Regions from separate parts of the Mus musculus genome. Here region 2 is linked to region 1. The links are chromatin loops, found by intact Hi-C in ENCODE. Cell type or tissue: heart. All regions are shown on one strand.

The links. Peaks named below come from ENCODE experiments on the same cell type or tissue, not always from the same donor. Only the 100,000 strongest peaks of a DNase experiment are listed, where the experiment ranks them.
Region 2: a loop joins it to region 1, with 3 times the contacts of the local background. A loop is called at or near these places in 2 of 42 quality-filtered maps.

Annotation. Positions count from the first base shown.
Region 1 is chr8:82,771,040-82,779,039 of GRCm38, reverse strand. It overlaps Zfp330 (zinc finger protein 330), which reads left to right and starts at 4,895. Exons shown (of 10, transcript NM_145600.2): 1 at 4,895-4,983; 2 at 6,029-6,160; 3 at 7,682-7,701. The coding sequence starts at 6,041. In heart, no CTCF peak of the experiment used is centred here; a DNase peak (open chromatin) is centred at 4,839; H3K4me3 peaks cover 1,888 bases; H3K27ac peaks cover 1,719 bases.
Region 2 is chr8:83,328,986-83,336,985 of GRCm38, reverse strand. It overlaps Elmod2 (ELMO/CED-12 domain containing 2), which reads left to right and starts at 4,500. Exons shown (of 9, transcript NM_178736.5): 1 at 4,500-4,636; 2 at 5,728-5,875; 3 at 7,846-7,874. The coding sequence starts at 5,734. Gm32327 (predicted gene, 32327) reads right to left here and starts at 4,367. Exons shown (of 2, transcript NR_168721.1): 1 at 3,936-4,367. In heart, no CTCF peak of the experiment used is centred here; a DNase peak (open chromatin) is centred at 4,405; H3K4me3 peaks cover 1,834 bases; H3K27ac peaks cover 1,104 bases; H3K27me3 peaks cover 696 bases.

The DNA of each region.
Region 1 (8,000 bases):
TGGGTCACCTTGACACCAGCGGATCTCCTCTCATGACAATGCTGTGATTCCTGCTCTCCATGGACCCTTCCGCCTGTGAGTCTTTTTAAGCCTTCTCTGCAGTTGCACTTGCTTATTTACTTATGACTGATACTGTAAAATATTATCTTAATTAACATAGTGAAGCTTTCCGATACATAATGATATACTCCTCCTGGTTGGGTTTAAATAGCCTAGGCTTTGTGACTATCCCTTTAAGTATATCACTCCATCAAATTCCATTAAAAATCTGTTGTCATTTGACTTTAATTATTTCTTGGTGTTATTTTATGTCTGTGTAGTTTCTATACCTGAATTTGAATTTTATAGTTTTACACTTGTGGTTTAGAATCATCCTATACATTAAATGAATTAATTATACATTTGTCATATAGATCCCTCCTCTCCTTCAGATTCCGTTTTCTTGTTTCTAAAGCACACCATTTGGAGTTCTATTATTGAGGGTCTGAGCTGTAGAATACTTTGAATATTTATTCTGTAATTAATAAATGTCCTTCTCCAGAGGTGAGAGTCTGTGTAGCTGAGCTGGCTGGAATAGAGCAGGCTGACCCTAGTCAGCTGTCCAGTCTTTTCATTAGTGGTGTACCTCAGGACACTCTTTCCTTTGGTTGTCCTTATGCAAAACGAATGTCAGAGTCTTACAATGTTCCAGTTCATCTACCCTAAGTCAGCATAACACTGAAGGGATGTCTCAGATTCAAAGCCAAGGCCTTCACTGACAGTATAATTTAGGTCATCCCTTCCCTCTGTCCGATCTATTACAGCACGTTCCACACCTGTTGTTCCCAAATGCTTTCCCAAGCAGACTGTCTCTACTTAATGCTGACTCGGAGTGTCTTTCCAAGGCAGTTAGTGCCAGAGCTGGTCCATAAAAGATAGGATTTATGACTTGAGTCATGGCAACTTTACTGCTCTGAGGACCTCTTACTGGTGACAGGCATAAGACAGATAGTCCTTGGCACAAGGTAGCAGTGCAGTGGTTAAAATCTTTATCAGTAGTGAACTGGGATGGTATTCTAATAGAAGGTAATATTCTAATAGGTACAATGTGTCAAATGCTTGGAAAATATGAGAGAAACAGTGATCTTAAGGACAAGAGCAATATCTGATGCTAAGTAATTATTTGAGAACAGAAAAAAAAAGCCAAAGTGCTTAATTGGATTTTAAAATCTAACAATAAAATGGAGTGGGTTTCTGCTAGGAAGTAAAGAGGCTTTGATTCTGCAGTAGGAAGGCAGGGAAAAAAAAGAGAGAAACAAGTCCAATTCTTAATCCTAAGAGTGGCCACGCTCCAGAGATTAACCACAAAACTCAAGGAGCATAGATGTTCCAGGGTTAGGATGTCCGTCAGACGGAGACTCTGATGCAACAGGCTGGGTTGTGACACTGAGAATCTTACATTTCCAGTTCTCCTGAATCCTCTGAGCTTGACTGTGGTCCAGTTTTCCAGTTAATAGTTGGTGCCTGTGACCATGACAGCCAGTAGAGTGATGTGTGGAAGGCACAGGAAGACCTTTGTCTCTGCATGACTCAGCAGCCAGTGTAGGTTCAGATTTGGGGAGTCTGGCTCTTAGTTGTTTATTTTATGCAAATTTAAGCACAGGACAATTTGGTGACTATCTGATGATAATTAACTCAATCTCTTGTTCACAACAAAGCATCACACATCTCCTCGAGGAACAAAGTAAGTTAAATACAGATGAGGCATGACGACGTGGAAGTTTTTGGTAAAGTTAATAAAGATAGTCTACAGATTGACTGGCAAAATCAGGTTGTTGATTGGCCGAGAAAAACATATATATGAAAAGGGTCTGAGGAGAATCCGGTGCCTGAAAAGTCTCTGGCCACACAGGTAGCACAAAGGTCACCAGGCTGGAAAGCCGTCCGCTACAGCCTTCAGGGTAGATAGCAGGTACTGCATTCCTTCCCTTGAAGGAACAACTCTGTGAGTTTAGCCTTCCAGGTTCCTCCAGTGCCTATCCCTGAGCACAAAGACCTTGTCTCCCGTAGTTAATTCCTAATCTTCTCTGTTATTTGGAACCCACACAGATGCCTCCTTAGTCTGCCCCCAGCTCCGTCTAAACACTAGGCATATGGCTAAGGTTAAGTTAGAACATAAGTTGGCACAGATACTGTAATGAATGGCAAGGGCTATGTGGGCAGTGGTGAGGCTGATGTTCTGCAGAAGGCTGAGTGAGGAGGCAGGCAGCTGCTAGAGTATAGTGTTCCTACCGACAGAGTGGAGGGGCAATAAGTAAAGCTACTGCTCAGCTTGTACAAGTATAAGAACAGGGAAGAAGCCAAATGTGGTGGTCCACATCTGCAATCCCAGCCCTTAGGAAGCTGAGACAGGAATGTGGGCCACACAATAAGATTATAGTGAAGGAGGAGGCGTCATCGTGGTGTGAAGGGTGGAAGGGAGCACGTGGAACTTGAAAGCACATGATCAAGGAGATGTTAATATTCCAACGCCGAGCCAGGGTTCCTTCACTTATCTACGTGTTTCATACAGGAAAGTATTATCAGTTTTGCTTGTGAATATTATTTAAATTAATATGGAATAGATTTACTAGTATTGTTTTTTAATGTGGGATTTACAATTTTAATCAATTTTAAGGTATCAATAGTCATTCTGATGCCAGGCAAACATTCAATCACTGAACTTTATTCCAAGCCCAGGAGAATACAAACACTCAAGCCCAAATACCTATAGAATTGTGGGTCAAGCTGCATCTTATCTATGTGTTCTTTTTCTTGTGTTACCTTGTTAAGGGCACACAGGCAAAGTGCCTAAAACGTAAGGAGCAAGCCCATGACTATATTAGCTGTTGTTGACACTTTGTGTTTGTGAAAGAGTATCAGGTCTCAAAGAAGCTAGGGACAAATGGTGAACTGTGGCTCTATTAGCATATCAAAGCACATGCTGGCCAGACACTCAGAAACCCGGGGCTCCAGTTAGCTCAGCTCACTTCACCCTCTCCCCTAAACTTGTCTAGCTCCTGGACTTCCCTTCCCTCAGCTTCTTATTCTGCTAGAATGCTGCCATTGTGTCTGTGAGCTTTCTTGGCTCCCTTGTCCTCCTGGTCCCCTCTCTTGGCTCTCTCTTCTTTGTTCTTTTTCCCTTCTCTCTCCCTCTCTTCTCTCATGCTTCGTTTATAACTTTCTCTCCTTCAGATGTCTCTGGCAGCATTCTCCCTCACATCTACAATAAAATTCTCTCCTTACTCATACTTGGGAGCAGTCATGTCCTCATTTTATACAAAGAGGAGATGGTGATGTCTGTTGAAATTGATATAAGTGGTGGAAGCTTGAAGAAAACAAGTATGTTTTGATTATGATTAAATATTGTGGTAAATGGGAATAAGAGATTAGGGAACTATAGGAGGACAGAAGGGGAATCCTGAGAGGCTTGAGTTTAGTGACATAGACTCCTGTTTATGTATCAGCACCCCATCCCCCAAAACCCCACCCAGAAAATCAATAGGAGGGAAAAGGTACATCATTTAATGATCAGTAGTACAAAAACTATGATAAAAACTGTGACTAATGAGATGGGACTGTTTTATTAAGTAGAACTTGCAGAAAAAAAGACTGAAAAGGATGACTAAACAAGAGAATACAGAACAGAGCACAGGGTAGGAGCCTAGTAAGCCAAGACATTCATATTTCATTGACAAAACTGAGCTCTCTTCAGAGAAAGGCTTGAGGTGTGGTTATGAAAGCGAATTCCTGGAGTGCAGCAAAGATGATAACAGAAGGGGTTGGAAAAAAAGAGAGAGACCAAAACGAGTTGTCTTCCATTGGGATGTGAATGTGGTAAAGACAGAAGATGGCCTTGTTGGACATCAGTGGGAGGAGAGGCCCTTGGCCCTGAGGGTGTTTGATGTGTAGGAGAATGCAAGGGCTGGAAGCCAGGAGTGGGTGGGTGGATAGGGGAGCACCCTCAAAGAGGCAGAGGGAGGGGGATGGGATAGGGAGTTTTTGGAGGGGAGACCTGGAAAGGGAAAAACATTTGAAATGTAAATAAAAAAATATAAAAAAAAGTGGGTGGATATAACACAGCTCCACTCAAATATAGAAGGTGATAGGCAGTAAGTGATACTCACATGCAGTACTGGGAGTAATGTCAAGAACTTCCTCCCCAAAGGTAAGGTGGGAGTGAGAGTGGAACATTTACCTTCAGTGTTATTTAAAGCAAACAGTCTTGTAGGGAAGCATAGTTAGATCTCAGCCTCGGAGCAGAAGCAGAGAACGTGGGAGGATTTGCTCACAATGGAACAGAATGCACACAGCAGAGGCCAAGCAAGACACCTCCGAACTCAGTGTTGTGAGACATTAAAAAAAGCGGGGGTGGGTGGGTGGGGGGGAGGAGTGGAGGGCTCTGCAGTTTCCTGTGAGCACGCCTATAATCCTAGTGCTGAGAGACAGAGGTAATGGAGTCGTGGCTTCAAGGCCAGGGTTCCATTCATTATGTCTCAGAAAATAACAACAACAAAAATTAAAAATGTGCCATGTGAGGCTTGTCAGGCTCCCAGAAAGGAAAAGGATTTCAGAAGAGTCAGGCAAAAAATTGCTAGCAAAGTTCTTGTTCTCCTCTCAAAATTTTTTGTGGGCTCGTCTTTCTTTTCCTTTTGGACTTTTTAGCTCTCTGAGTTAAATAATAAAATCAGAATGACATAGCAGAGGCCTTGAGATGCGGCAGCTCTCTGCCCTCTACTTTCTTTGCAACGCTGGAGCCTCTTTCCATTGTAGCAAGTCCACTTCCGGGAAGGCGGGTCCTCCCCGAGGAGGGGGCGGAACATGCGGGATTCTTCCTGTTGACGTGTTCAACCTGGGCGCTCTGACATAGCAGGATATCCGGTCTCGCTCCCACCGTTGGAAACGGGCTGCTTCTGCCGTTCTAGCCCGCGGCTCGCCCTCTCCTCCGCGTCCTCGGCCACTGCGGTGAGTGGCGCGTCCCCGTGAGGCCGCGCGACGTGGGTGGGTCTGGAGAACGTGAGGGGCCCTCGGGCTGCTGGCGGGTCGCGAGCCGCGTGGCTCTTCCCGCGCCCCCGCCTCCTGGCCTCCCAGAGCCTGGAACCCAATGTCGCTCTGCTGTCACCAGGATCTAAGCTTGAACTCAAAGAAATCTCTCCTCGTTGGCACAAACAGATTCGAGGAAAAAAATAGGTCTGAGATGTCTTAGTGGGTACAGAATTCATCCACGGTCACCCGTGGCCACTCAGCCACATGCTCCAGACTTCCCTTTTAAACACTGAAGGAAGGCCCCGTGGCGTGGCCAGCATGATTAACCACTGATTAGCTCTGAAGACTGTCCTGTCCGAAAGGATTGGGGCACCAGAGTGAGAACACAGAAGCCTGGTTGTCTCTGTTGTAGTTTTTCTGTGTGCTGAAAACCAGCACTGTAAGGTTTGATGTCTGTGTGGGAAACAAACTCCAAAGCATCTGACTTGTCGAAACTGTTGCATCTAGGCACGAGGGACAGGCAGCGAAAGCCACTGTAGTACCTTAGTCTCTTAAGAGAAAATGGGTTTGTTTGCGGTCAGGCCTTGGGTTGCTGGTTATTTGTTTAGATACCATGTAGGTGACAGTGTACTGTATAATACTGTATGTCAACAGCATTAGGGCTGAGACTGTATAGCTCAAAATGGTTATTTCAACTTGGCACAAAACAAATATTTTTAGTCATTTCTTACTAATGGTGCATACATAGGTTTTTTTGAGTGAAGAGAATAATTAGGGTGAGAAAACAATTACTCTAGCTGTTTGGTTGAGGTCCTTGATGCTTATGCTGTGTGAGAGTTTGGAAGCCCAGAGGAGGGCCTTAGTTTAGGAGCCTGCAGCTGGAATAATGTGTGTGTAATGTTGCTAAAGGCTTCAGATGGGATGAGGTGCATTTAAAATTGAAAGACTGATTTAATATTTAAGGAAAGTATAGATGCTGTGTGACTGAACGCATCAATTATACCTTTCCTGTTTTCTTGTTTAGAAAGAAGGGAACATGCCGAAGAAAAAGACCGGTGCGAGGAAGAAGGCAGAGAACCGCCGAGAACGCGAGAAACAACTGCGAGCATCAAGAAGTACTGTCGACCTAGCCAAACACCCATGCAATGCTTCAATGGTGAGAGCTTTTTAAAGCAATGGCTGGTGGCTGAATGGAGGACTCTGTAGTACCATATATAGGTACCTAAAAAACATGATCAACTATGGTGTGCCCCTGTGAAGAACCTGTTAAAGGTGTCCTCAGTATTTTACTGAGTAACAATGATATTTTTATTGTTGTTAGAGTATGTATTATCAAGCCTGGCGTATCATGAATTACTGGTGACAATAGATGTTGAAGGCGAATGGGTGACAGGAACTGAGTGGGAGGCTCCAGCTTTTTTTATATATTCTTTAGCTCAGTTTTGATCATTTTCTCCTAGCCAGTCTCCATTCACTGAGTACCCTGATTTTTAGACATTTCCCATGTTCTTAACTAATTTGCTAGTCTTGAAAAAGTCAGATTGTTTTAAAATACTTCATTTTCATGACTTAATTTAGCAAATGTTTATCATTCAGGGGACCGAGTGTTCTGCCTGGGACTCTGGGTGCACCAATAATGGCAGATGATGGCAGATGGCGCACCTCCCTCTTTTGTATGTTTGTAGGATTCCCTAGTGTGTACTACTTTCTAGGACTCATTTGTTTATGAATGACAGAAACAATTTAACCTAGGGAAAAGCACCTCACTACCATAGTCCCTCCAAGTAGTGAGAAGAAGAAAGGAGCTAAGACTTGGGGACAGCTAGGCCTTGGGCCGCCCTCTGCTCTTGTTTCTTTGGCTCCTTCTGCCCCTGAGGATTGCCATGTTTTATTTGTGCAGCTTCTTGGTTTCTGGTCGAGTGCTTATATCGACCATATCTCCTATTGTGGAGGTCACAGACAAAGATTTCTCATAGGTTGGGCTCGTGCCGTTTTTTTGTCCCAGGACTGATTTATGATGTACAGGTCAGATGTCATGGTACAGATGTGACAGAGGGGATTGTGTTGTTGAATGTCAGGTTCTTTTGAGAAAAGAGGCGTGCTGGCAGACAAGACAGTGACTGGCGTGCGTACGTGCATGTCATGGAGTAGATCTTGGTATTTCAGTAAAGGGAAAGGAGCAGAGTTAGTGAGGCCTGCGGAGAAGAGGCCGGGACATGTTGGGGAAAGGCTGAGCAGTGGTGCCTTGGCTCCAGAGAGTGACAGACTGGAGAGCTTCGAACCCCGCTTAAATGGACATGCTGTGATCTTTAGTATTTCCTGTCCTTTATTCCTAGCACCCACACAATATTGGCAGATCGGATGGTTTTTAATTAAAATAGAAAATTGAGCAGGAATTTGTTTGTTTTCTGTAGTATTTGCTTTCTTTAAAACAACCAAAAGGGAATCTAGTATATTTTAACTTTTTTTGTAATATGGCTTTTTTCCCATCATTGATCACAGAGTATAAGTTTTTTTTTTACTTTTGCTAGTGGAGTATGTACAACATTTTGTACACATAGGCTGAGCTGGAAGTGGGATGTAGAACCTCTTATAGTTTAATTTGAGTCTTTATGATATAAGTAAATGTTCCATTTTAGGCTAGCAGAAAATTAATGTTATGCTTTAAATTCTACAGGAATGCGACAAATGTCAGAGGTAAATTTTCTTTTTCTTCCTGCATGAAATTGTCCTTGTGTGCTTTCTGTTGCTGTGCTATAACACTTGGGGAGGAAAGGGTTCATTGCATCTTACATTGATGAGGGAAGCCACGGCAAGAGCGCAAGGCAAGAACCTTGGGGCTGGAACTGATGCAGAGATGGTGGAGGAATGCTGCTTACTGGCTTGCTCCAGACTCAGGTTTAGCTGCCCTTCTTACACAACCCAGGACTACCTGCCAGTGTGGCACTGCCCACGGTACACTAGGTCCTCCTCCATCAAGTAGCAGTTGAGAAAAT
Region 2 (8,000 bases), 560 kb before region 1:
AGGATAGGTAAAGATCCTTTCCCAATCTGTTGGTGGCCTTTTTGTCTTATTGATGGTGTCTTTTGCCTTACAGAAGCTTTGCAGTTTCATGAGGTCCCATTTGTCAATTCTCGATCTTACAGAACAAGCCATTGCTGTTCTATTCAGGAATTTTTTCCCTGTGCCCATATCTTCCAGGCTTTTCCCCACTTTCTCCTCTATAAGTTTCAGTGTCTCTGGTTTTATGGGGAGTTCCTTGATCCACTTAGATTTGACCTTAGTACAAGGAGATAGGAATGGATCGATTCACATTCTTCTACATGATAACCACCAGTTGTGCCAGCACCAATTGTTGAAAATGCTGTCTTTCTTCTACTGGATGGTTTTAGCTCCCTTGTCGAAGATCAAGTGACCATAGGTGTGTGGGATCATTTCTGGGTCTTCAATTCTATTCCATTGGTCTACTTGTCTGTCATTATACCACTAACATGCAGTTTTTATCACAATTGCTCTGTAGTACATACAGCTTTAGGTCAGGCATGGTGATTCCTCCAGAAGTTCATTTATCCTTGAGAAGAGTTTTTGTTATCCTAGGTTTTTTGTTATTCCAGGTGAATTTGCAGATTCGTTGAAGAATTGAGTTGGAATTTTGATGGGGATTGCATTGAATCTGTAGATTTTTGGCAAGATAGCCATTTTTACAATGTTGGTCCTGCCAATCCATGAGCATGGGAGATCTTTCCATCTTCTGAGATCTTCTTTAATTTCTTTCTTCAGAGATTTGAAGTTCTTATCATACAGATCTTTCACTGCCTTAGTTAGAGTGACACCAAGATATTTTATATTACTTGTGACTATTGAGAAGGGTGTTGTTTCCCTAATTTCTTTCTCAGCCTGTTTATTCTTTGTGTAGAGAAAGGCCATTGACTTGTTTGAGTTAATTTTATATCCAGCTACTTCACCGAAGCTGGAGTTCTCTGGTGGAATTTTTAGGGTCACTTATATATACTATCATATCATCTGCAAAAAGTGATATTTTGACTTCCTCTTTTCCAATTTGTATCCCCTTGATCTCCTTTTGTTGTCGAATTGCTCTGGCTAATACTTCAAGTACTATGTTGAATAGGTAGGGAGAAAGTGGGCAGCCTTGTCTAGTCCCTGATTTTAGTGGGATTGCTTCCAGCTTCTCACCATTTACTTTGATGTTGGCTACTGGATTGCTTTTATCAATTTTAGGTATGGGCCTTGAATTCCTGATCTTTCCAAGACTTTTATCATGAATGGGTGTTGGATCTTGTCAAATGTGTCCATGTTTTCTATGGAGTCTTCTGCACCTGAGATTCTCTCTTCCATCTCTTGTATTCTGTTACTGATGCTTGCATCTATGTTTCTTGATTTCTTTCCCAGGATTTCTATCTCCAGAGTTGTTTCCCTTTGGGTTTTCTTTATTGTTTCTACTTCCATTTTTAGATCTTGGATGGTTTTGTTCAATTCCATTACCTGTTTGGTTGTGTTTTCCTGTAATTCTTTAAGGGATTTTTGTTTTTCCTCTTTAAGGACTTCTACCTGTTTAGCAGTGTTTTCCTATAATTCTTTAAGGACTTCTACTTGTTTAGCAGTGTTCTCCTGTATTTAAGTGAGTGTTTAATGCCTTTCTTAAAATCCTCTACCAGCATCATGAGATATGATTTTAAATCCGAGTCTTGCTTTTCGGGTGTGTTAGGGTATTGAGGACTCGCTGTTGTGGGTGTTCTGGGTTCTGATGATGTTGTGGATGTTCTGGTTCTGGAGCTTGTTCCTCCTGTGATTCTGTTAGCCTCTGTCAGCACTCCTGGGAGCCCAACTCTCACCTGAATCCCAGTGGTCAGAGCACTCTCTGCAGGCAAGCTCTCCTCTTCCAGGGAAGGTGTTCAGAAGTCTGGAGCTCTGATCCACCTCCTGTGTCCTGGGGTTAGAGCCCTCCCTGGAGGCGGGACTCTCCTCTGGCAAGGAAGGTGCCCAGGGGTCTGGGTCTCAACTCTGCCTCCAGTGATCCCAAAGTCCCAGGTGTAGAGTCCTCTGGGGACCTTGGCACCCTGTACTGGGTTCACGCTGAAGATGGTGCGCAGCTGGCTCTGACAGGAAAGAATTCCATCCTCTGGTAGGGCAGGGTTCCTTTGTCCCTGTTCCTGCTGGCACAAGACCCTCCAGGATTCTTTGAAATTGATTTTGCATTCTACTCACTAGTGATCCTGAGGCCCTTGGTGTGCTAGGGGGCCTGCATCGTGGAGAGTCCTCTAGGGACCTTGGGACCCTCTGCTGGGTTCGCGCCAAAGATGGTGTGTGGCTGGCCAAGAGATTTCTTTTACATTTTCCTACTCTAACAGAGAGCTGTGTACTTGACTGAGAACTTTTGCTGGTCTCTGGGTTTACCCCTACCCCATTAGATTTGATAACTCTTCCTTGATTGATCCTAAATTCTAATTCTTCCACTTTCAGGACATACCCATTTTCAAGATTTGCCAATCAGGGCCTGCTTGGTAACCTATAAATTTGGATACTCAAAGCTATAGAAACAGAACAGCTTACTGCAGGAGCATATAGAAGAAAGGCTGCCTCCAACACTCCCGGGGGATGGATTTGACTGGAGGCTCCCTGGTCCTTCTACTCTGGGCAGGGAGCTCACCTGAGGCTGCTCCAGGATATGGCCAGCAGCTGAGGCAGAGGGTTCATTTCTCCAAGAGTTTGCAGTCTGGCTAAGAAGGGAATTGTCTCTGCAGCTGCTTCCTGACTCCAAGACCCACTGCTGTGATACCTACTCTGATGTAGACTTCCAGACTTGCAGCTTCAGAGCCTTGAGTCCCAGCTTGGCCACCATGCTGGTCCAGTGACCTGCTAGAGCTGTATGCTTTCAGGAACTGAGAGTTCAAATGGCTCTGAATAGTAAAATCCTACATGGCAATCTGTTTAAACTAGTTTTTATCTTGTAAAGGCTGTTAATCCCAGAGTGTCAATAACACGTCTTTGTTGTCTGACCACTCCATTCTTAGAGGAGGGCGGGACAAGAACTTGACTGGAGACAGGGAGAGAGATGGTCTCCACGAAATATTTCACTCCCATGGGGCAAAGGTGGTGGCTTGTCTGCCCTTCATAGGTTTATGCTCTACAAGAAGAATCTACCTTTAAAATGGAAAGGCATGCCGGGCGTGGTGGTGCATGCCTTTAATCCCAGCACTCAGGAGGCAGAGTCAGGTGGATTTCTGAGTTCGAGGCCAGCCTGGTCTACAAAGTGACAGGACAGCCAGGGCTACACAGAGAAACCCTGTCTTGAAAAAAAGAAAAATTGGAAAGGCATGTACTGCGCACTTAATCAGACCTAACACGGAGATGGATGGGGCATAGACAAGACACTGGCTTGAATATTTTTGGAAGTATAAGGAACTAATAGTGGTTGGTCCTGACAAGGGGACCAAGGAGCCAGGAATCTTGTTTGGGTAGGAGGCTAAACTGTCTGTCTGTCTGTCTATCTATCTATCTATCTATCTATCTATCTATCTATCTATCTATCTATCTATCTACTTTTTTAGGCAGATCCTTAAGTAGCCTTGAACTGCAGATCTCCCTGCCCACATCACCCTCCAGCTGGCATGTAATTACAGGCATGCATGAGCGTGCCCAATTCAGGAATTTCTTTTGTTTCATTTTTAACTTCTTTTATATTTAGCCTTCTCTCCACTTGGCTCTTTCTTATCCAACCCACCAACCCCATTATTGTGCCATCAGCCTTTTGTAATACATTCCTAACCCAGGACTTCTACATTTACTGTCCTGTGGATCAGTCTTCCTCCTGAAGCTGGCCCAGCACACTCCCTCATCTCCTCTAGTAACGCTTATCCTTACTTTGCTGATTCCGCTGTATGTAATGATCCCTTCCCCTACTCCCTAATCCCCTTAATAACTTTGTTAGGCAGCTTCACCTGATACTATGCTTTTGCTGGTTGGTTTGGCGTGCGAGTCCCTTGTAGAAGACCACCTAGCACATAAAAACCATACTTTTGAGGTTTAAAAAAAAGGCACAGATTATTCCTCCAGTAGAAACGATGTTAAGAAATGAACGTTTGATGAATTAAGTGTTCCATGTTTGTTTTCAGAGGAAAAACTCGCAACTTCTCATTGCACACACTTAGTCACGCAAGTTCTTTTGCGTCATCCATAAAGTGCCTTCGACCCAAGTTTCCTTTGTGCCTCATAAAGATGGGAAATAATCACTTCGCAGATTAGGAAATGTAAGTGAAAGTGCTGTGGTCACGCCCGCGGTGGAAGAGTCCCGGAAAGCCCAGAGCAAAGTTCCCAGGCCGAGTCCACAGGGAACTCGTTGGCGCTGGGCTGGGAGTGCGGCCGCCGCCGTTGCCATGGGAACCGTCCAGCGTCTGGCGCGCCTGCCCGCGGGCCCCTCCTTCCGCGCCGGCGATAGGCTGAGAGCGAGCCAATCGGAAGAAGACGAAGAGGCGGGGCGCGGAGCCAAGAGACACCCCGCCCCCGCAGCCTCCGTGCGGACTTCCGGGTCGCGGTGTTCGCAGGGAGCGCTCCACGTAGAGCGTCGTTTCCGTTGCCGGTGTTTGCAGCTGGGGAAACCGAGGCAGTGCCAGCTTCCCCCTAGTTCTTCCGCTCCTGTGAGGTGGCTGCTGTTTTATTTTTCTCTCACTCTGAGTTGCTGGCGTGCGGCTGCGCAAGCCTCGCTGGCGTCCCGCGGATAACCCGCAGGGTGCGGGGGCCGTCGGGGCTTTGTGCAGCGTTCCCGCGCGCGAGAGGGGCGGGACGGCGCGGTGCCCACGGGGCTCGCACTCGGTTTCCCGAGGCCCTGGGGCTCGGCGGGACGGCCTGCCTGCGCCTGGCACTTCTGCCCGCTTCGTCCCGACAAGCGCCGACGGGATGACTCATTTTAAAGATCCTGATCCGCGTGTCTGGCACCGACACCTGGTGCCTTGCCTTGCGGGGATTTCGAATTTGACAGCTCCTCGGGCCCGGGCGCAGAGAGGGTGTGTCTGCGAATCCCAGGGCTGGAGTTCCCGGTATCCCTCCTCCCCTTCGTTTAGCACCCGAAAAGAGTTTTATTGCAAGATCAGTTATATCAAGTGTATAGATTTTGTGGGGTTTTTTGTTTTTTAACCTCTTGGTGTCTCTGCCCTTCACCTACTGACTAGAACAATGATGAATTCGTCAGGATGCCATCTGCTCGGTTTCCCAACCTGTATGCTTCAGTTTGTAAGCCACTTGTAGTGTTTTCATTTGTCGGAGTCAGCTGACAGGGACAGCTGGGCGCGCTCTCAACCAAGGCTGAGAAGAGCTCATTTTTTGGGAAGCCACATCTGATGTGTGGTAGATTTGAAATTGTTGCTCGGTTGGTCCTTTTATTCTTGAACTTCTTTGTTCCAAGTTTCAAGGGATGAAAAACGGAAGTATGAATCCAAAATATTAAATATAATATTTGGCAAAAATGAAATGTGGTTATTCTTTTTAGCGATTAAATAATTTGGCCAGTTATTTGGCTACTTTTTACATTTTTTTTTCAAGTGACCATTTGGCAAATCATTATTTAAGCTGTTGTATGTTATTTCCTTGCCTGATGAATTAAACACTCACAAAATAGACACAATGGAATAATATATTTCATTATCATTTGGGGAGTTGGATCAACTTAATTTCTTTTTCAGTTTTATAATTCCAGTTTGAGACCGTTAAGCTTGTGTGTTTATATCCTCTTTCCAGGGAAACATGTTCGTGTCTCTGTGGGAGTTTTTCTATGGACACTTTTTCCGATTTTGGATGAAATGGCTCTTACGGCAGATGACTGGGAAATGTGAATTGCAGCGAATTTTTGACACCTATGGAGGGGCACAGAGGACCTACAGAATAGGTAATACCTTCAAAATAAAGAAAATTCAACATTAATTATAACCTAACTGAATTCTTCTGCTCACCCCATGGGAGTTTGATTTGAGCGAGTCACTGCAGCTGAGTTTCTTAAGCTTTGTGGTCTTTAAGTTCTTTTCATTCTACTACTGACTATTGAATTGAGCACTGAATATATAAAAAGAAACTTCCTAAAACATCCCATATGTATCCAAAAAACGAGCCTTTTGGGTGTCTTAAAAATGTATCAGTTATTATTCAGATTATATTTTCAATTGTTTACTAGAAAATTATTCTCTCTTCCATTTGAAATTTTTACACAAATGTATGAGGTAAAGATTGAAGAGTACCCCCTGGAGCTCGTGTCTCTAGCTGCATATGAATCAGAAGATGGCCTAGTCGACCATCAGTGGAAAGAGAGGCCCATTGGTCGTGCAAACTTTATATGCCTCAGTACAGGGGAACGTCAGGGCCAAGAAGTGTGGGGGGGGGGTGAGGGGGGAGGGCATGGGGGACTTTTGGGATAGTACTGGAAATGTAAATGAAGAAAATACCTAATTAAAAAAAAGATTGAAGAGTCAGTTATCTGTTTTCCTACTTTGAGGCCTCAATAATCAGTCTTCTCACTTTTGACTCTTATTTCTGAATGGACAGATTACTCATTGGTCCTAGGAAAGACTTTTAGAACCTACTTGGTCCAGGCTCACAGTGATGGCCACATGGTTCTGAGCACTTGAAGTCTGCATGATGTTAATTGAGTTGTGCTTTACCTGTAAGATACCCACTGGATTTCAAAGACTTATATGAAAAAATGTGTAAAGATGTATGATAATTGTATTTGTAATACAGTCAAGTGATAATATAAGTTGTTAGAGCAATAAAAATTGCATGTATTTTGTTTTAATATAGCTGTGGAAATGTCTATGGTATACATGGGGCTCAATTTGGCTTGTGTTATATTTCTGTCAAATGACAGTTTTTCAGTGTTTAATTGAAAATGTTGTTCTGACTTCAAACTCAGATGGCTGAGAAATGTGGTTTGAAGTTACTGTAGAAATGGTAAGAGAGACCTGGGCGGAGCCACAGCTCATGATGCTGTGTTAAGTAGAAAGTCAAGAATTAACCAGCTCCTATTTTGTGTTGATCAAAAATGCCTTGAATAAGGAATTGATGCTCTTTACGTCCAAGGGAGTGAGGTGTGGACAGCAGACCCTGTACCCAGGATGACAAGGAAGAATGGCAGAGTGTCTTGTGGCTGAATGAGGCATAAAGCACAATTCTGCACACACACACACACACACACACACACACCCCTGCACACACACTTGCTCAGAAGAACCAAGTGCCTCTTAACACAGACCTCTGCAGTCTGTACTGGTTGGCACTTTACAGTGTGGGGAAAGAGCATATTCAAAGGTTTACTTTGAGGCAAAAAGCATCTTTCTTACAATTCTCAAAAGGAGAGTGTTCTTAATAAATTCTTAAACTTTTTTTTAACAGACCAATACAAATGTTGCCATTCTTAGAAGAGAAACCAGGAATGCAGAGGCTATTCGCTCTTTGCCTAGTGAGAGGAGAGCTGGCAGACAGTCTGCTCCTTTGTTCTTGTACTGCTGAGTTGCGGGCCGCTTGCTCAGACTGACAGAGAAGAGGGTGTAGTGGGGGATATAGTCTTCAGATGAATTTCTGAGATCTTAGCAGTGGGCAAACACCCCCACTCTGGCGGTCTGCACAGAAACACACAGTTCTGGGAAAATTAGATTGTCACCAGCTTGGTACTGCATTTGGGGGATGATGGTTCCACCTTTTTCTCTATCCTGTAAGATTTTGAGATGATTGTTGTGTTGTTCATGTGGGAATTGTACCTTAAACTGCAGAAGTGATTTATCGTTGCTGTTATAGTTTTACTATTTGATTTTGGGTAATTCAGAAAATGTGTTCAAGTGGTAACTTTTTTTTTTTTTTTAATTTCAGAAAATTCCTTGACATATTCCAAGAATAAGGTAAGAGCACATTAAAATGCTAATTCTAGAAAACTTAACCTAAGTGTAGTTTTTTCTTTGAAAAGAACATTTTGATTTCAGGATTATGTTTACTGCCTTTGCTATGAGAAACTGTGAGTTAAGTGT